Regions from separate parts of the Mus musculus genome. Here all the other regions are linked to region 3. The links are chromatin loops, found by intact Hi-C in ENCODE. Cell type or tissue: heart. All regions are shown on one strand. Region 1 overlaps Gm30034 (a long non-coding RNA gene). Region 2 overlaps Gm48893 (a long non-coding RNA gene). Region 3 overlaps Arhgap18 (Rho GTPase activating protein 18). Region 4 holds the start of Arhgap18 (Rho GTPase activating protein 18). Region 5 has its middle 20 kb from the start of Arhgap18.

Evidence for each region. A loop is a pair of places that touch in the nucleus more often than their neighbours do. Peaks named below come from ENCODE experiments on the same cell type or tissue, not always from the same donor. Only the 100,000 strongest peaks of a DNase experiment are listed, where the experiment ranks them.
Region 1: it touches region 3 in a loop (5-fold over the local background); 26 of 42 quality-filtered maps call a loop at or near these places.
Region 2: a loop joins it to region 3, with 12 times the contacts of the local background. A loop is called at or near these places in 38 of 42 quality-filtered maps.
Region 4: a loop joins it to region 3, with 1.9 times the contacts of the local background. A loop is called at or near these places in 2 of 42 quality-filtered maps.
Region 5: it touches region 3 in a loop (7-fold over the local background); 23 of 42 quality-filtered maps call a loop at or near these places.

The regions. Positions count from the first base shown.
Region 1 is chr10:26,492,370-26,496,369 of GRCm38, reverse strand. Gm30034 (a long non-coding RNA gene) reads right to left here. Exons shown (of 6, transcript XR_871559.3): 4 at 1,450-1,533. Among named protein-coding and RNA genes, the nearest start is that of Gm30034, 60 kb to the right of the region's middle. In heart, a CTCF peak has its summit at 1,924 (motif pointing left); no DNase peak of the experiment used is centred here.
Region 2 is chr10:26,709,075-26,713,074 of GRCm38, reverse strand. The region is part of intron 1 of Gm48893 (a long non-coding RNA gene); the gene reads right to left. Among named protein-coding and RNA genes, the nearest start is that of Gm48893, 16 kb to the right of the region's middle. In heart, a CTCF peak has its summit at 1,801 (motif pointing left); no DNase peak of the experiment used is centred here.
Region 3 is chr10:26,889,126-26,893,125 of GRCm38, reverse strand. Arhgap18 (Rho GTPase activating protein 18) reads right to left here. Exons shown (of 15, transcript NM_176837.2): 12 at 3,254-3,394. Among named protein-coding and RNA genes, the nearest start is that of Gm30534, 75 kb to the left of the region's middle. In heart, CTCF peaks have their summits at 2,110 and 2,334 (motif pointing right); no DNase peak of the experiment used is centred here; H3K27ac peaks cover 193 bases.
Region 4 is chr10:26,771,223-26,775,222 of GRCm38, reverse strand. It overlaps Arhgap18 (Rho GTPase activating protein 18), which reads right to left and starts at 2,711. Exons shown (of 15, transcript NM_176837.2): 1 at 2,527-2,711. The coding sequence starts at 2,639. In heart, a CTCF peak has its summit at 1,525; DNase peaks (open chromatin) are centred at 2,082 and 2,772; H3K4me3 peaks cover 2,045 bases; H3K27ac peaks cover 2,179 bases.
Region 5 is chr10:26,750,891-26,754,890 of GRCm38, reverse strand. No RefSeq gene overlaps it. Among named protein-coding and RNA genes, the nearest start is that of Arhgap18, 20 kb to the left of the region's middle. In heart, CTCF peaks have their summits at 1,596 (motif pointing left) and 2,170 (motif pointing right); a DNase peak (open chromatin) is centred at 2,090.

The sequences.
Region 1 (4,000 bases), 400 kb after region 3:
TGCTATACCATTGTTTGCTATTCGCATAAATTCAAAATGGAATCTTGTTGTGGTTTTAATTTGCATTTCTCTGGTTTTTAAATATAAATAAGCATGTGCAAGAACACACGCCAGCAAGAACACACGTGGACAACCGGATCCTTCTGCAACAATGCTTTATTACACTAGCTTCAGCATGAAGAGGAAGACCCAGAGCCCAGAAGTGGTGCTGCTTATATAGGCCTAGGAATGACATGTCGATACCTGATTGGTTATGCTACCAGTACCTCATTAATATGCATCAGGCCAGGCAGTGAGTCGGCAAAAAACTCTTATGCACGTGCGCACATTGGTTGTTTACCCAAACTTATGCTTGGTGGCCAGCAGAAGCCAGCACCACTCTGCAACGGCACATGTGGCTTCCCGTGTGTGTGTGTGTGTGTGTGTGTGTGTGTGTGTGTGTGTGTGTGTGTTGCTCAGTGGCAGAGGATTTGCCTAGTCACTTAGGACCCTGGATTTGATCCCTGGTTTCAGAAGGATTGGAACACACAAGAGTCAATATATTTTAGATGTGAAAAATAACTTGTATTTTTGTTTTATGTAAGCTGCCCAATTCTGATTTTAACTTTGTTTGTTTGTTTGTTTGTTTGTTTGTTTGTTTTGGAGGGAGAATTAATGACTTGACAGTTCATATGTTGTTTTTACCACAGCTTCTCCAGATTTCCAGGTTTCTTTCTCTTTATTTATAGTAACTATAAAATAAATATTTAGATCGAACTCCGTGTAACACTCCAAGCTTCTGCTGCACTCATGTCCATACAGACATGAACATTTACATACATGCTACACAGGACATTTTGCCATGTTCTAACTTATAAACCAGGAATGATGCTATTAGAATTATTTTCTTTTTAAGTTTTCATTTAACAATAACTTATGAGAGTACTTCCAAGTCAAATTGTTAATTCCAGTCAATTCTTCCAGTGATACTTAAAGGTTTTGTTGCACTTGAAACATTTTGCTAAGTAAAAGCCTGCCATAGAAGCTTTAAGAGAAACAGCAAAAGAAAATTGCATGAAACAATAATTAATAATAATAATAATAATAAAGGACTTGAAGGTAATATTATGAGATTCATGGCAACAACAACAACAACCCAAAAACCTTTCTTGGTGGAAATGTGGCTGTTGTTATATATTCTATACAGTGGGCATAGATGCTAGTTCAGTTTGTACAGTGAGTTCAGATCCCCCAGTACCCATGCCTTAAAGAGAAAAGAAAAGAAAAGAAAAGAAAAGAAAAGAAAAGAAAAGAAAAGAAAAGAACAAAGGAAGGAAGGGAGGGAGGAAGGGAGGGAGGGAGAGAGAGAGAGAGAGAGAGAGAGAGAGAGAGAGAGAGAGAGAGAGAAAGAGGGAAAGGAAGAGAAAAAGAAACAAAAACAAAAACAGATTTGGTATATTTTGTACACACCTGCCATCCCCTCTCCGATGGATCTCTGAGAATCCCTAGCCAGGAAGTCTAGACGAATCAGCAAACTCTGTTTAGTGACACATCCTATTCCAAAAAATAAATGGGGATGATTAAGGTAGAATCCCCGAGTTGACCCCTGGCTTCCACATGCATACCCAGACACTTGTTCAAACACACCCACACACATCTACCCATGGGGGCGGGGTGGGGGTGCGGGTAGAGGGAGATGACGAAGAAAATGCGCTTCCAGACCAAAGAGACAGGAAGTACATTGTACTCCTGGTTCAGTAGCAGACCTCCGGGTGGACTTTGAATAGTAATTACTTGTCTGGACTCTGGTTATCTCTTCTGTGAAATGGAGGCCAGAGCACAACTGTGCATTCCTGCGCAGATCAAACAGTTCTTAATCAACTGAAGACTAATCCAAAGTTTGCCAAAGTTTAACATTCACCAGCTGACATGGCGCCACCATGTGGCAGTAGCAGGAACAGTTTCGAATACATTTGTCCCTTCCGCCTTTAAGACTGATTTCCATTTAAGGAGTTAACATAATTTCAAAGTACATAAAGTGAGAATTCATTGATCTACTTACTTTTCATCATTTCACATTTACATAAAATTTGAGGAATCACTCCACAGATAGGAAATTTTTAAAATCTAACATTGGTTATCACATGTGACAAAACAGGAAAATTATAATAATGAGATTGTACCATAAACGTCCATTAAAAAAAAAAAAGAAAAAAGAAAAAAAAGGTACAGCAGATTTATAAGCAACATGGCTAGAAAACTTCAAAATGTCTCAAGTTCTTAAAATTGGGGTTGAGCAGGTGGGTAGTGGAGCAGCTCTGGGTAAAAGTTCACAGCATACAAGGAGAGAAATAGCAGCGGTTGCTGGCAGTATTACTGCCTATTGCTCAGATGATGTAGGACCTAACATGAGCTAGAAAGCATGCTATATCTAACTCAGTAACCAGATAGTGAACAGAAGCAAATTATAATGCCAGTTTTATTATTGTAGTGTTTATGTTCCTCTTATCACTTATCGAATAGAATTGCAGTACTGGAGAGATGGCTCAGTGGTTAAGAGTGCTTGCTGCTCTTATAAAGATCCTGGGTTCAATTCCTAGCACTCACACGGTGGTGGCTCACAACTGTTCTGACCTCGGAGGCACCAGGCACATACATGGTAACCATACATACCCAACGGGCAAAACATTCATACTCATAAAATAAATAGATCTAATTTTTTAAATTAAAAAAGTAATCGTATCAACTTTTACTGATTTTAGATATCTCATTTTTTCTTTTAAATTAAAGTCTAATGTAAATAGCTTTATATTCACAAAAATAAATTCAAAGAAGAAAGTTTCCATGTACCCTAATACCCAAACTCCTATGTTAGAATCTAAGGTCCCTGAAGCCTAATTATCACAATTAAAAAGCAAATATTGGTTCTTTATTAGCAATTAAAGTACATCTCCTATTCAGCTCTCTGACTTTTCCTCCTATTTCCTTCCGATGGTCCTTCTCAAGACAACATCTCAGTCCCAGTGTCTCACCCTCCTCGTGCCTGTTTCTTGGGCTTTCCTCATGGTTGAAGACTTCAGCGTTTCTGCAGGGAACTGGTGCGGTATTTGTCTGGCAGCACCTCAGTTTGGTTTGTCTGATGTCAGTCTCTCCACAAGACACCAAGTATTTCTAAAATCAACAAGTCTTGCCACAGGAGATCACCCTGGCCATCTAAAGACGGTGCCCTGGCGAGGCTTCTTGCAACCTACCTTGTCTTCCCCTGCACATGCGCATTTATTCAAATGCAAAGCCCACACTGAAGTGTGGTCCCTGGAGGACCACAGAACTTAAAACTGAGGCGTTTCTAGAGGAGCCAGCCACATCCCCCACGTCCATCGACTTATGTGTTTAGCTATTTATATCACGGGGATAATGGGTATTTATTTTTATATTTTGGATAACCCAATATAACATTTTTTGTTGTTGTTATCTTGAGTCTCATTGTTCCAATTCTGGCACTGAAAGCTCCTTCGGGCTGCCTTCTGCGTCTCTGAAATGTTTCCATTACTCTGTACACATTTGCTTCCGCCGTGTAACCACCCGTTCTTAAGCTGAACCCCCCTTTCTTTTTATTGAAGAATGGATCAGAAACTAAGATCTGGCTCCTAGTTATAGATAATATAAAGAGAAATTTGTTTATTTTTAACTCTTCTTCCTCTTCAGACCATCTTAAAATTGAAACTTAAAAAAAAAAAAAGCTTTGAGATTTTAAGAAATAATCCAGTTAACACGAGGTTCTTCACCCTTACTAACTGCTGTCTTGACTATCATCACTGTTAGCATGTCTGTTTCTCTGTGGGTAACGTGTTTCCGGTCCAAACATGATTTCAAGATGAAAGCATCCTAGAGGGGGGGGGGACCCTATAAATTATTTCTGTGCCTTTTCCCACATCGTTCTTTCTCACTAAATCAGCAGCCAGCAGATCTCCCATAAGTGACTACAGAGCCCGTGTGTGGAGAGATACAGGTGTTTCCCTTT
Region 2 (4,000 bases), 180 kb after region 3:
CTCTCTCTTCATCTGGGTCTAGTCAGTGCTGCTCATGGATGGGGAGTTGCATACACTGGAGAACAGACAACCTACCATGGACCACAGTGCTGAAGAAAACTGGCCCTCCCTCCTCAAGGGCCATAAGTTACAAAAAAAAAAAAAAAAAAAAATCCTTTGTCTCATTGTTGGTCAGGGGGCCCCAGAGATGCTTCAACATTTTTGAAGTGATCTCTTTTTCTAGGGTCAATGGGGTATGGAGGGAAAGACAAAGGACCAGAGAGGTGAGACAACAGCTGAAGAATATGCTAATTCGAATGTGTGATTATCACTTGTCTCTACAAGATGGCACGGATGTGCTCCCATGTCTCAGGCCTTAAGAAATTAGAGCTGGCGCCATCACTTGGCAACCACCTGAACGTGGGCTGACTGCAGGATGTCCTTAGGCCATCAGTAGATAGATAGATGATAGACAGATGAATGGATGGATAGATAGATGGATGATAGATTAGATATTCAAGCCCCCTTCATCATAGAACTGAGAGGGGAGTTAAGTGAGAGAAGCCAAACAGCATCAAATAGTAGTCACAGTTAGCATGTGATAGGTCAAGTCGCAGACTTGCTTTGAAACCATTGGCTCACCCTTACTTTGAGTTTCATGGCTTCACCCTGCAGCTGTGATTCTGAAAGACAACTCTTCCCATAGTCCCTTCCTGACGCCATCGTTCTTCTACACTAGAAAGCTCTTAATTTTATTAAAGGACAGAGCTCAGACCGATCCTTCTAACCTTGATGGCCATTCTTTCTATGGTATATGAGATATACGGTATATGAAGCAAAATTATATGGGTCTGGTCAAATTAAGGCATCTAACAGAAACACTCAGTCTTTAACTCAGCTACACAATAGTTTTCCTTAGCCTTTAGCTTTTTGTTTTCTACTTTTTACCTTTTCACTCCACTTGTTTCCCTAGAGTCTAAGTCTCAAAAGAGGCAGGGATGATAGAGTGAAGAAATTAAAATTATATGACAACAAGGTGGTTCAGAGAGGAGAGGGGTTTGCCACCACGCCTGAAGGCCTGAGTTTGATTCCCAGCTTCTATGTGTTAGATAAAGAGAACCAACTTCAAGTTGTCCTCTGAGGTTTACACTTGTGCCCTGACACTTGCATGCCTCTGATCCCACACATAAATGATAACATATATAATAAATAAGAGAATGTTTAAAATTAAAATTATATGTAATAGTTGATATAAGAATAAATTACCACAATCGGCCAGTTTCACAGCCTAGAAACAAAGTCTCCTATGTTTTTGGTTTCATCTCTGAACATGAAGTTTGGGAGAATTTTGACTCTACTTTTTGTGTAATGTCAGAAGTCTATATTACTGATAATAAATATATTGTCATCCAAAATAGCATAGAAATTCATTTTGTAGAGCTCACAGGACTCTTATTTTTTTCGTACATTCAATTTACTATAATTTTGCTACAGCGATGGCCAAAGTTATTGAATAGGCATGATGCCAGGAGCTCTCTTTTTTTGGCTAATCTTCAGAAAAAAGAAAAAAAGAAAAAAAAAAAGAAAGAAAGAAAGAAAGAGAAAGAAAGAATTGGCTATTTTCTCAAATTTATCAAAGTTCCATTCCAAATTGGAAATAAAACACAGTTTCATATTGGAGAAATAGAAGGTCAGATATTTCTGACATTGGTTATTAGTCTGAATTCAACGAGACACATAGAAAATAAATTCTACAACTGTTTGAAAGGAGGGTTGCATGTGGTTTATAAATTTCACTGTCTCTTTTGTTCTCACCGCCATCTTGTGGCCATTGGGAGAATATTTCACTAAGTTTTCCTGTGGAAGCCTGGCTAGGAAAATGGAAGCCTGATTTCACAAAGAACAAACCTAATTCAATGCTCTGCCTTTGTTCTTTCCCATGAAGTGAAGTCGCTGCTTTCTGGCAGTGATACTCAGATAATTACTAATAGATCAGGTACTTGACTTTGTTCTGGGACATGGAGGGACAGTCTTGTTTTTTCTATTGATGTCTACTGCTCATCATTACCAATGAAGGATTTCAGCAGAACAAAACCGAGGAACATGAAATATTCACTTAAAAAATTAAGTAATGGGGGCCCAGAGAATTGGCTCAGTGGATAAAGAAACTTGCTGTGCAAGAATAAAGACCTGAACTGAGGTCCCAGCACCTATGAGAAAGCCAGGCATGGTGGTGCATGCCTGGAATCCAATCGATATGGATGCCAGAGACAGGAGGCTGGCTAGGGCTTCTGGTCTGATGGCCTAGCAGTGTGGGACACTGTCTCAGGGAATAATACAGGGCAGGAGATGTAAGACTTAATCTAAAGTAGCATAGCATCTGATATCTTTCTGTGGCTTCTGTATATGTACCCAGATATACACGTGTACATACCCCCACCTCCACAGACACACGCGTGCACATGCACTCACACAGGTACACGCACACACACACACACACACAAGTAGTAATATACTTTTGGTTAGACAGACCAATAACTGAGAATTTTGGGAATGTATATACTTCATTCAACTGCAGTTCATCATCTATAAAGTAGGTATAATATCGGTCAGCTATACATCATAGCTATCTCTGACAGTGGTCATGGGAAACGCTTTTGAGAGAATACTAAGTCCTTAACAGAGCTCATGATCAATGATGGCATTATTGAGCAACAGCCACCTCTAACACAGAAGTATTGTGACCCTCCTGGACAACTTAAACACGGGCTGTTAACTAACGCTTGCAGCATTGCTTGCTTATAGCTCTTCCCCTGGGTTAATAGAGCAGTACAGTGTCACGGGCAAGAGCAGTGGGCATTTAAGCAGTGTGGACTCAGCCCATCATTCTTCACACTTACTGGCTCAGTGACTTCAGGCTTTATACGTAAAATTCTATGAAGACATTTTAATATCTCTCCAATAGGCTTATTAACCAGCATTGCTTTATCTTATGAGTGTATTGACGCATATACCTCACCTACCATGCACAGTATCTCAGCTACCATATATAGAACATCCTAAGTATTAGCTATAAGCTTAAGTCAAACAATAAAATGTCATTTACTTGGTACATGTACTAATACTGTCCCAGAACCAATATTTACCAAAATCTAAATTCCATAAAAGTCTGCTACAGTATAGAGATTGAGTTGCTTATTCACAAATAACTAGAAAAATGTGTTAGTGTGTTCTGCCATATTATTCTAAGAACTTTGATTTTTTTTTTTTGAGACAGGATCTCATCATGCAACCTAGACTCACCTAAGATTTGAGATCCTCCTGCCTTGCCTTCCTGAGTAGTTGAAATACAGGAACACATTGCCATACCAGATCAACTGTCGCCTGTTTGAAAAATCTTCAAGTCTTTGGTTTTAAAAATAATCATTTCCTTTATCCTTGCCGTCTACTCCCTACCATGCTTGCACTTACTGTTATTCTAATCACAGTCTGAAAGGCAAGAGAGCATGGCCTCCTCCTGCATCTTATTGGCTACCTGAATGCACAATGCAATATAGATATCTACATATGATACAATGTAGCCACCTACACATGACATAACATAGCTGTCTAAGTGTGACACAATGTAGCTATCTACACACAATACAATGTAGCTGTCAACACACAACACAATGTAGCCCAGTCTGGACATAGCACAATGTTGCTGTCTATATAGGATACATAGTAGAACTTCTACATATTACTAAAGTCTTAGAGGAGGAATTTACAGAGCTAGTGTTCCGGGGCAAGGCAAGGAACAGGTTTTAGTTCCAGCAATGCAGCTTTGTAGAACTCTGGTCTAGCATGCACACAAAAACTGTCCCCATGTAGACAAAACTTCAGGAACGTTACAACAATGAGGAGAAGCTGCAGCTCTTCTTACAAGCCATTAAAATGGGATCCCACATGGAAGGAAAACAATGTGTCTTCTAGAGCAAGCTGTTTAACTGTACTCATCTCTGCGTTTCTTAGATGCAAGTGG
Region 3 (4,000 bases):
TAAGTTGATAGGGCAAGAGGCTCCTCTCCAATTTTCTTTCTTTCTTTCCTTTCTTTCCTTCCTTCCTTCCTTCCTTTCTTTCTTTCTTTCTTTCTTTCTCTTTTTTCTTTTCTTTTTCTCTTTCTTTTTTCTGTCTGCCTTACTCTCTCTCCCCCTCCTCCCTCCCTTTTTAAAATATATTTTTAAGCCAGGTATGGTGGCATATGTCTTTAATCCTATAGCTCTAGAGACAGAGGCAGGTGTATATCCCTATGTTCCAAGCCAACCTTATTTGCATAAGCCCCCCCCCATCAGCTGGGGGCTCCACAGGGAGACTTAATTCTTAGTTCCCTACTCCAATTTACTTTTGTAGCAGAAGAAAATTGAAATGGTTATTTTCGATAAATGATAATCAGTATAAATGGATTTCCTAGGTACCATGGATTGGAGAGAATTTAGAGGTAAGATGAAATTATGGTAAACTCAATGAAATAAACACTTTGTTTGCTATATTCACAATATTTTGTACTAACACCAAAGAGGGTTGCTGGTGATCCAGCTCAGTGGGTAGTGTGTTTAGCATGAACAAATCCACTGGGCACTGCATAGAAGCTGGACATGGTAGTATTTATCTGCAATATAGCTCTCTGGGGTTGAGGCAGGATGGTCAGAAGTTCCAATTTGTCTTTTGTTATTTGTGAGTTTCAGTCCATCCTGGACCATAGTTGGGTCTCCTACATGATCACATATTCTCTCTCTTCCTACCTCCTTCATTCCGTCCTCCCTCCCCTGCATCCTTCCTATATAAACATACACACACACACACACACACACACACATTAAAAGCATGGCCTACAACACAGTAAAATACTATATAATCTGTTTATACTTTTATTTATTTATTTTGTATTTACTTTGCTTAAAAATGTTCACTTCCATGGTTAATAGAGATGGTCTATTTTGTCCAGTAATGTCTGTCTGTCTTTCTTTCTTTCTTTCTTTCTTTCTTTCTTTCTTTCTTTCTTTCTTTCTTTCTTGTTTGTTTTTTAGATAGGGTTTCTCTCTATAGCCCTGGCTATCCTGGAACTTACTTTGTGGACCAGGTTGGCCTCGAACTCAGAAATCCTCCTGCCTCTGCCTCCCAAGTGCTTTGATTAAAGGTGTGCTCCACCACCGCCATACCATTTAGGGCCTGGGCTGAACATTAAGATGATTTAGCTGAAGAATCAAGGAAGAAAAGTGATAAAATACAAGGCAGTGGGGGTGAGGTGGCTTACACTGCACTCAAAGGGATCGGCTGCAGGGCCAGCCATTTGCTGGACAGTAGCAACCTCCTACTGGTCACAAAACCTAGCCTAAAACTTCCAGTTTTGATTTTTCAGTTCTAGCACTAGAGGATGCATGGATGGATGGATGCTTTCACAAAAAAAATCATCTATACACAAGTAAATTTCATTTTGTGCATTTGTTTGCTCATTTATAATTTTTTCCTATGTATACGATTCTAAGATACCAACTTGATTCTTTGATGCCAACCTGAAAGGTAAATTTCTGGAATTGAATTTAAAAATTTCAATCTAAAAGATAGTCCAAACTGGCCCCAGGTGTGGGGCTGCGACCCTAGGAATGCCCTCTGCAGTCAGTCTACACTTCTTTCTTCTTGCAGAGATGATTTGTTTTCACAAATAAGCTTGAGCCCCTCTGAAGCCTCCTGATGCCTGCTTCCTAGTATGCAGTACCTGGCGCAGGCTTCCTTCACACACACACACACACACACACACACACACACACACACACACACATACACACACAAGTTAGTCTGAGCTGCCTACTTCTGTATAGGGTGGGAAAGCAAGCATCCAGCTTTGGGCCTCTTTGAATAAGCTAATGGGTGATTAGGACTTGGTATCTTGGATCAACAGAATTTGGCTAAATATCTGAATTTTTTTCAGAAAAGGAAAGGGCACTTAATTTGGCCTCAATTTGAACAGCCAGGACTACAATGCCAGTCCCCTCTTTACATTGTATTTGAGGTATCAGAGCACTCCAAAGTGAAAGAAAAATGACCTGTAACAATTCCTTTCTAGCCCTATTTTAAAATTAAGTTCTAAAACAACTATAAACAACATTGATAATTTCCCTTACTTCTATTTTGTATCGTTTAGAGATATTTACAATTGACTTTTAAAACATTTTTACATCTCTAAGAAAGTATTTTTAAGAGAGAGCTACAAATGGGTTCGGGCCAAATATATATATAATTTAGAGACCCCCCCTCCTTCATCCCCCAACCATAGCAGACCATAGGAGAAAAATTGGTCAAAGGCTGACAACTGCACTTTCATAGTTTTCCACAAGATGGCAGCATGCAACTGAGCAACTTCCGTTGGGGCGAGGGGTGTTTTCCCTTAAGCAGAACAATAGAAGGCCTCTCCCTCATTCTGAGAGCTGCCACCAGAGCATGGCTAACTCAATTCATAAATATATTTTCATGCATATTTCATTCTCGTAAACATGGTTCTTAATATATCCATCCCTACACTAGTTTGTAAATCTAGATCTTTTATCTTAATTTTCTTCTCTATAATGTAAGTTAAAATTCCTCTGATCAAATTACAAAGCTTAAATACTTTTCATGGATCTAGGATTGATCTTCTGCCTCAAGATACCCCCAATCCAGTCAAGTCTCTCTATGAATTCTTATGGATGAAGCTTAGTGGAGTGCTGAGGAATTTCACTCAGTAGTGGGCATCTGAATGATACAAAAGGAGTGTGTGTGTGTGTGTGTGTGTGTGTGTGTGTGTGTGTATGTGTGTGTGTGTGTATGTGTGTATGTGTGTGTGTGTGTATGGGTGTGTATGTGTGTATGTGTGTGTGTGTGTATGTGTGTGTGTGTATGTGTGTGTGTATGTGTGTGTGTGTGTGTGTGTGTATGTGTGTGTGTGTATGTGTGTGTGTATGTGTGTGTGTGTGTGTGTGTGTGTGTGTGTGTATGTGTATGTGTATGTGTGTGTGTGTGTGTGTGTGTGTGTGTGTGTGTGTGTTTCCCTGAAGGGGAAAATTGAGGGTAGTCTTCTCTTGACATTATTTCTTTGTTCACCATTACTAAACTCCACACTGAGTCCTAACACCTGACCAACTTTCAATATTGGTCATTAGAAGAAAAGAAACTGGTCTCCTTCATTTATATTCCTACCGAGGCACAGTAAACAGGAGAACATTGCAGTGGAAGGACTTAAATCACAATAATTATAAACCCTCAGGATTTGCTTACACCATTTGCAGTTTTATCTTGCTTTTCATGTTTTTCCCGGTCATAAGCCATTTTCTTCAGCAATTTCTTCATGGCTTTCCTTTCCTTCTTTTGATTCTCAATATTCTGTTTCCTCACTTGGATTACAATAAATTTAGGGATCTGTAAAAAAAGAGAAAAAAAGAAAAAAGAAAAAAGAAAACAAGAAACTTCAGCTGGAGGAAGAAAAATATACAGAACCTTTTAAAACAAAATACTTTAATCTTTTTTTCTTGCTTTTAATTTCAAGAGGATTAAAAGTTCTGTTTCTCCTGGCTAAGCCATTTAAATGTACCACTCATTAACTCTATGAAAAGAAATGAACCATGAACTCTCTTAGACCAGGAACAGGGCATCCACTTGGGGTAATTTACCACCCACTGTGGAAGGTTCCAAAAGAGACTTTGTGAAGTTCAAGGACATACTGGCCTCCCCACGCCATGGATGTCAACACAGGAGGAGATTCCCTGAGGAGACCTTTTGGAGGCCAGCACCTCCGCAGTCGTTCCTTAGCAACTACCTCTCTCCAGCTCCTATAAGCTAACCTACACGTCCCTTCCAACAAACCAGATGGCCTCTGCTGTCGGAGAATAAAGAAGTTTACCGATCAACAAAAGCCAAAAATTTGTCAGTGGTACTCCTAAAGACACACTATCCTTCTAAAGATAAGGAAAAACTTATTCTTAGAAATTCTATTAATAACCAAATGTTTTGGGTCATTAAAATGTA
Region 4 (4,000 bases), 120 kb after region 3:
GAAAACATAAATCAGGATTCTCCAACTGGGAGGCTTCAAACAGGAGTGAGAGGAATTCTTCAATCTGGGATCCGGGAGTGAATTCTAATCGAGGTAATGTAATATAAGAAGTTCTATGATATCAGACTGCTCACCAAAGTATTAACTTCTCATCATCCTGAAAGGATGATTTGGCAAGAGAAAGTTAAAAATCAAAACATTTTCTATAAACATCTGAAATCATAAATATAACCCTTTATATTTTGCTGTTATATATAAAATATGAGTATATGCACATAACATATATATGTATATACATGTTATATATTATATACACATATAATTTAGAATAAATGAAATTCTTTGATAAACAAGGTCAGAATTTTGAGCTACCTCCCGCTACTTTTAAATAGATATGAGGACATGCAGGATCTAATTAGCCTCTTTATATGAGTTTCACTTCAGTTTTGTTTACAAAATAGGCATCAACAATCACTGAAATCTTGGAGCAACTTCGTAATGCTTAAACTACCAGCCAGCCAATCCACACATAGCCCCATCCATTATGGCCATCCTTAGGAGGTCACTACTAGCCCTATCTGTTCCACTGCTCAAATCCCCCCTCACTCCAGGAAGCCTTACTTCATGCCAACTCCAGTATCTTAACCTCTTCCAGGCTAAACAAGGAACCTCCCAAAGTTACACTGTGCTAGCTGATATGTTACTAAGCTTCAGGGTAAAAATTAATGAAGACTGCTTCCCCCTCCCCTCCTGCCTCAAACCAGTCTTTGACCTTCTCCCCACACCCCAGCATCACTACCTATCCCTCATGAAAAGGCAGTCCCAGAAAATGGTTGGTGAGCATTTTGGCGGCTAGCTGAAAGGTCTTTTACAGCCCATCTAGAGATGTGTCCTGACACATATCCAAGGCCTACTGCTCACCCTGTTTTCTCTGCCCACCTTGGCTCTGCTTCTGCAATAGCTGGAAACAACACAATACACACATTTGTTCCACCTGCTCAAGTCTAAACCTCCCACAACAAACTACAAACTTGCAAAGATGGATGGGAAAGAATGGCTACAGTTTCATGCACAAGCTTCCCCTAAGAGACTTTGCTACACCTGAGCGGGATTTCTGGAGTTTGAGTCTGAACAGTGGGATGAAGGTTGGGACCCAAAGTCCCAGCGCTTTTAATTCACTCTCACAACGGAGACCCAAGACTCAGCTCAGTCCTCAAGCCCACCCAGCCTGAAGCCAGTGACAAATGAAGAACTTGGGAGCTCACAGTTTGGGCTATTTTAACTGTCAGAAGGAAGACAAGCTAGGGCTGCTTACTGTTGGTTTGCTGTTGCTGGCTGCTTGCTGCTAAAAGATGAATATTTTACTGTCCTGCAGAAGCATGCATGGAAACGCTTGATAAATCTCAAAGGAAACAAAATGGTTACATGTGTAGCCCCAAAGCAACCACTCCCTTTGAACTTTGGAAATGAGTTTATCCAATGGCCTCCATACAGAGGGCAACAAGTAAGAAGCAAAGTTCCCCAGGCAAGGTCTAACCTTTCCTTTGATTTTTCACACGCCCCACGCGGTTAAGGATTTGGGAAACCAATGAAAGAAGGCATTCTTTTCTTTGGAAGGCACAGGCGTGAAGTACCCAGGAACAATAAAGTGTTCATTATCACCTTTAATATCAAGATGGAATTGGACTTACTGATAACTTTTTTTTTTCAATCTTCCAGGCCAATGTTTGCAATTTCTATCTAAGACTGGAGATTACTGGTTTCAGCTAGGGAGAAGGTCATTAAGGCGAGAAAGGAAGAGGCAGGGGAAAAACCAACCTTGAAAAACAGAACAAAGTACACAGAGAGGCAGAGAGGACTCTGCGACTCAATGGTCTATAGAACGTTTGCCCTATCTGCCTATAAAGTGATTTTACATTAACCACGCTCCTTCTACCAACAGAGTACTTACTGCCTGCTGACAAAAACTCCCCTTTGAAATCCCAAGAGTGCAGGGAGGGGTGTGTTTGGCTGTGCGAGTAATCTACACACACTGAAGAATGCGAACAGCACAGCCACAGGCCACTGACTTGGGCATTTTGCCCAAGCGGTCTGCTTTCAGAGAGAGGAGGAGGGTGCCACTCTCAAAACAGCAAGAAGAGTGACCAGCCTCCCTGCTATTTGGCAGACTTTCCCAGCTAACAGTTCCAGCGGCGTTTTGAGCCCATTCAAGAATTCCATCTCCCAGAGAGTGTTTCCGATACAGTCATTTGATCAGTCAGTATTTGCACATGCACCTGCTAAGCAACTGGTCGGAGCGCCACAGAGTCACCTCCCACACACCCCCGCCCCCGACTCCCCCCATCCTCCACTGGTAACCAGAAGGGCTCTTGCACTCGAGTAAATGAGATGCAAAGAACTAGCCAACCGCCTATGTTGCAGCGTCAGGTCAGGCTTCAAGTACAGAGGTGATTCTCTCCGCTCTTGACAACTTCCCTGTCACTTTGTTCCTTGGGCAGGTAGAGGGTTTTTGTTTTTCCTCCTTACCTGGAGGTGGCTTCGTCGCCTCCCTTTACATGGCTGTCCCCAGCGACCTGGTCCTTGCCGCTGGGGTGGTAAGCAGTTAGCACAACTCCCGAGGAACTCGATAGCCAGTTCATGGTGAGAGAAGGGGCATAATTTCTGGGATTCTGACACAGAGGGGAATGAAGTTCCTGTCTCGCCTGACCAACTTGCTCATTAGCAAGGGCCAGCCCCTCCCCTGTCCGGGCCAGCGATTCACAGGGAGAGAGGCGTGGCCTCTCCCGCAGAGCTTCCTGGCCCTGCAGTTACAGGCTGTGTGTGACTCACAGCTTTGTTTAAACCCGGCAATCCCAGGCTGCAGCAGCCGCCGCTGCAGCAGCAGCAGTTGTTAAGGGGGCCTGAGGAAACCGTGGTTAGGACAGAGTCTTTTCCCTTCCCCATGTGTTACTACTACCTGATTATTTCTGCTGCTTCGCATCACTCAAGGAAGGCATTCCTTAACCCCTTCAGGCATTCGACATTCACCACAGCCAAACCAAGAAGCCCAATCAAAGGTCACAATGCCATCTGGCCCACCAGAAAGGCTTTGCTTTCCGCTACAAAATATACTGTGTTATTGTGTGCCCTGCAATATCAAGCACACCTTTTTTTTTTTTTTTTTTTTTTTTTTTTTTTTTTTTTTTTTTTAATCAAACACTATTTGGGAAAAATAAACTTTAAACTGTCTACCTAATGCCTGTTAAAAGTTAACAGTCAGCTGGGCTTGGTAGCGCAGGCCTTTAATCCCAGCAGAGGCAGGCAGATTTTTGAGTTCGAGGCCAGCCTGGTCTACAGAGTTTTAGGACAGCCAGGGCTATACAGAGAAACCCTGTCTCGAAAAACCAAAAAAAAAAAAAAAAAGTTAATAGTCAAAATAAGAAGTTCCAACATTTGCTGAGAACCTATTACTTTCCAGTGGTGGGGTTGGGGGTATGCCCAAGAATACTCCAGCTTGTGCCAGACACAGATACACACACACACACACACACACACACACACACACACACACACAGAGAGAGAGAGAGAGAGAGAGAGAGAGAGAGAGAGAGAGAGAGAATATTATTAGAAAGAGTATAGCCAGTGGACAGGTGAAATATCTTGACCAAAATAAGATAGTAAGTGCCAGGAGATGCCCACCTAGATACCGCCTTGTTTAGTCAACTGAAAAAAGCAAGTTCAAACATCAGTTTTAAAAAATCATTTTCTGGGTTTCCTAGTCCTAAAAATTAAAAACAAAAATTCTTGCTCTTTGATATATGTGACAATCTCAATTGAAACATTTTGCTTGATATATATTTTATTATTTTACACACACACACACACAGAGACACACACACAACACACATTTAGATGAAATAGCCCTGGCTGGCCTGGAACTTTCTGTGTAGACCAGGCTGGTCTCAAACCATAGATTTTCCTATTTCTGTCCCCAAGTGCTATTCTTAGAACCATACCTTGC
Region 5 (4,000 bases), 140 kb after region 3:
GGTGGCCAACAGAAGCAGGAGAATCTCAAGAATTGATGGGCCAGCCAGCCTAGCACACACAGTGGTAACCAACAGAAGACAGACCCTGTCTCTAACAAGATGTAAGGTAAAGACTAACATTCTGCTGTTGTATAACCTCTCTGCATGCATCTGCACTTACCCAGGAACATGTATGCAACCACAGGAGTATATATACACACATACATATGCACACACAGGGGGTGGGGCAGGCAGGCAGGGAGAGTTAAACATAAGATAAAAAAAAGTGGGCCACTTTCCACTGGGGACCCTTCCAAACTTCTTTTATCTCCAATATGATGAATCCATGATCGGTTGACAGACATGGACCACCATCTGCGTGGTAACCAATAGACCTCACACTGGCAGCTACATGGTAACAGTCATCAGCTAAGCAAAGAGAGATTGACCAGCCCTCCCTTCCCTCTATGGATACCATAAAACCAAGAGTGGTAAGCAGCAAGCTAAACAAAGGAAATGTTTGCCTTTCTGGCTACTCCTTTAGAGGACTTGGCAAATCCCTAGCAAACCTTCAGATCAGCTAGTAAGCAAGTTCATGGTGTTGGTTCTTTTCCCTAGAATACAGCAATAGACGTATCTACTGGCCAATCAGATAATCACACGGCACTGGTACAATAGTCAGTGGGAATCGTCTTCTAATGGAGAGACACGTAGCCAGGGCTGACTGGCATTGAGAGAGAAAACTAGTATTAGGGGTTATCTTTTCTGTTCAGGACTGACTTTATCTCAAGGGACCTTAGCTAGCAGCACGTATCATGTGATGGTGACTCGGGACACTTCTGAATACAGCCATTATGGTGGTACCACACTGCCCATCCTGGCCAGTCTTTAAAAACAGGGCAGTTAGCCCTCAATGGCAAGCCAGGCTCAGTACCATCAAACACCAGTGAGAAATAATGAGGAACCCTGGGGTATTGGGGGGAAAATTAAAACTATTGGCTTTGGGAATTGTGCTTTCCACAATTTGTAATCAATAATAATAATAATAATCATTATTATTATTATTAATCTCTGTAACTTTATAGAAATTAACCATTCTAGGTCTCCACGTCCTCATCCAATGAGGAAAGGGTTAGTCAGACTACATGTGATCCCATGATCCACCGGACATGTGTCTATAAGCATAGCATAAGTCATTTAATCTGTGCAGCTCAATCATGTATGCGCTGTGTGCCATGAACTATGCTGTGTGTGTTTTCATGGTGGCAATACTCAGGATAGCAGTGACATTTTCGCCGTTTGATAAATTAAAACCTCAAAATATGCAAACCCACAAACAGCATTGATCTGTCCAGGGAGCCTGTCATGTCAACTTAGGACTCACTCCCCATGCGAGTCATTTTACTTACAGTACAGTGTCGTAAGAAGCAGGATCCTTCAGGATCTCGGATATACAGAAACCGAAATCAAAGGGAGGCCCAGGAAAGCCAGCCTCGGCACCCATGGTCTAGCGTGGAGAGCACTCCCTTGGTGTCACTCCTTCAGTTCCAAATGCTCTCTGTCCAACCTGCCATTTCGTCATGCAAAAGCCAATGTTTTTACCCATGTTGAAATAAGATGAGCTTTTAGCTTTAATTTGGTTGCCACCTGCTGGCTGAAAGACAAAAAAAAAAAAAAAAAAAAAAAAAAAAAAAAAAATCCCTCTGCAGCAAAGGACATGCTTAAACAAAAGAAAGCCTTACCCTTAGCAGAGCCAGTGGGGATGAGCTTGGGTTACCCTGTAAACTGGACGGGAGCGGATACTAAACATGTGTAGTGTGGGACAGACACTACAGTGGATTCTCCAGATGCCTTGCTGCTCGTACTCACCAATAAGCTTTGTGACAGCCCACCATTTTGAAGAAGAGAAGCTCAACTCCTGGCATCAGAGGATACCACCAAAGAGTGGTAAGGGATTCCGAAGTAGGCCAGACAGAGCATTTCTCCATCCCTAGCATATCCTCTTTTCCTTATCACATGCCTTTCCACCACCCTGGAATGCCCAGGTAACCTTACGGCGGGTAGAAAATGCTCTCTGCAGGCCTCCTACTGCAGAGCTGCAGTATGCTGCCAAATCACAAAGCATTCAGAGGATTTCCCAGCCAAGCCGAGGCAGGCCAAGAAAATACTTCATCAATCCTGCAGGGGGCGCCAGTGATAACCAGTCAAAATACAATAAACACTCTGAGATCAGGAATTTGGTTTTTTAATAGAAATTCATATTAAACATTCGATCCTTCAGCTGAAATAGTTATAAAAGGAGAGAGGGTGGGTGTTCTATGTTTCTCTTGGGAAACACTCAAAGTTCACCTGTGTCCCCGTGGACACCCTGTACTGACTGATTTCTGCCGCCTGAGATACACAAAGCCCAGTGCCGAGTTCAGACAGCTCACGGCCGGACTGGACAGGAGCATAAATACTGGGCTCCTTTTGTCTCGGAGAGGCATTACTGGCCGGCTAATGGCTGAGGGATTAACCTCCGCAGGCACTGTTCTCAGCACTTCATATATTAACTAAATCTTCACACAATGGGAAAGAGAGCAGCACTGGTGCTCTAATAAAGGAGGAGTCTTACTCTTTTTTTAATGGATGTTAAAGAAAACATGCAATTCCACATACCTCTCACATAATAGTAGCAGTGTGCAAGCCCAAGCACTGTGCACTGTTTACGTTTAACCTCTAAGACAGTGGTTCTCAACTTTTTGTTTTTAAGGTTTTTTATTTTATGTAAGTGCACTGTAGCTGTTTTCAGACACCCCAGAAGAAGGCATCAGATCGCATTACGGGTGGTTGTGAGCCACCATGTGGTTGCTAGGATTTGAACTCAGGACCTTCGGAAGAGTGGTCAGTGCTCTTAACCACGGAGCCATCTCTCCAACCCCTGTTCTCAACCTTCTTAAAGCTACGATCTTTTAACACCTTTGTGTTGTGGTGACCCTAGCCATAAAATTATTTTCGTTGCTACTTCATAAATGTAATTTTGCTACTGATGTGAATGCCACATAAATATCTGAGATGCAGATTATCTGATATGTGACCTATGTCAAAGGGTCACTTATTTCCCCCGAAGGGTCTTGACCCACAAGTTTAGAACCACTGCTCTCAGAGAAGTGCTATAGCTGAACAGAGGAATAGAGATGAAAGATAGATCAGTGACCAGTTAGTTGGCCATTCCCTCAGTCTCTGCTACATCCGATGGGCAAGCACCAAACCCTGGCACTATTAATGATACTCTGTTATGCTTGCAGACAAGAGTCTAGCATGGATATCCTCTGAGAGTCTTCATTGAGGCAGCTGACTCAGATAGCTGCAGACAACCCCAGTCAAACAGTGGATGGAGCTTGGGGACCCTCATGTAAGAGCAGGAGGAAGGATTGCAGACCCAAAAGGGATAGGAACGCCACAGAAAAATAACAGTCAACTAACCTGGACCGTTTGGGTCTCTCAGAGACTGAACCACTAACCAATAAGCATACTCAGGAAGGACCTAGGCCTCCACAGATGTGCAGTTTGGTCTTCATGTGGATCCTGAGCAACTGTAGTCGGTAGCTATCCCAAAAGCTGTTGCCTGTATGTGGGATGTGTTCTACTCACTGGACTGCCTTATCTGGCCTCAGTAGGAGAGGAAGCACCTAGACCTGCAGAGACTTAATGTGCCAGGGTACAGGGATACCCAAGGGGCTCTGCCTACTCAGAGAAGGGGAAAAAGGATAAGGGGGAGGATTGTAGGAGGGATGACTGGGAGGGAGAAAGTGAGTGGGATGTAAGTGAATATGCTAATTAATTAGAAAGATCAGTGACTGTTCAGCTGCGTGGGTAGGCAGAGGGCAAAAAGGGAAGTAGAGCTAGCCTTGAAATTATCAGTCAAGGCAGTTCCCTATGAATACCATCATTTTGACTATATAAACAAGAAACACGGATCAGAGGGTCAGTGAGCTGGCTTAGCAGGTAAAGGCACTTGGCCTAACAAGCCTCAAAACTC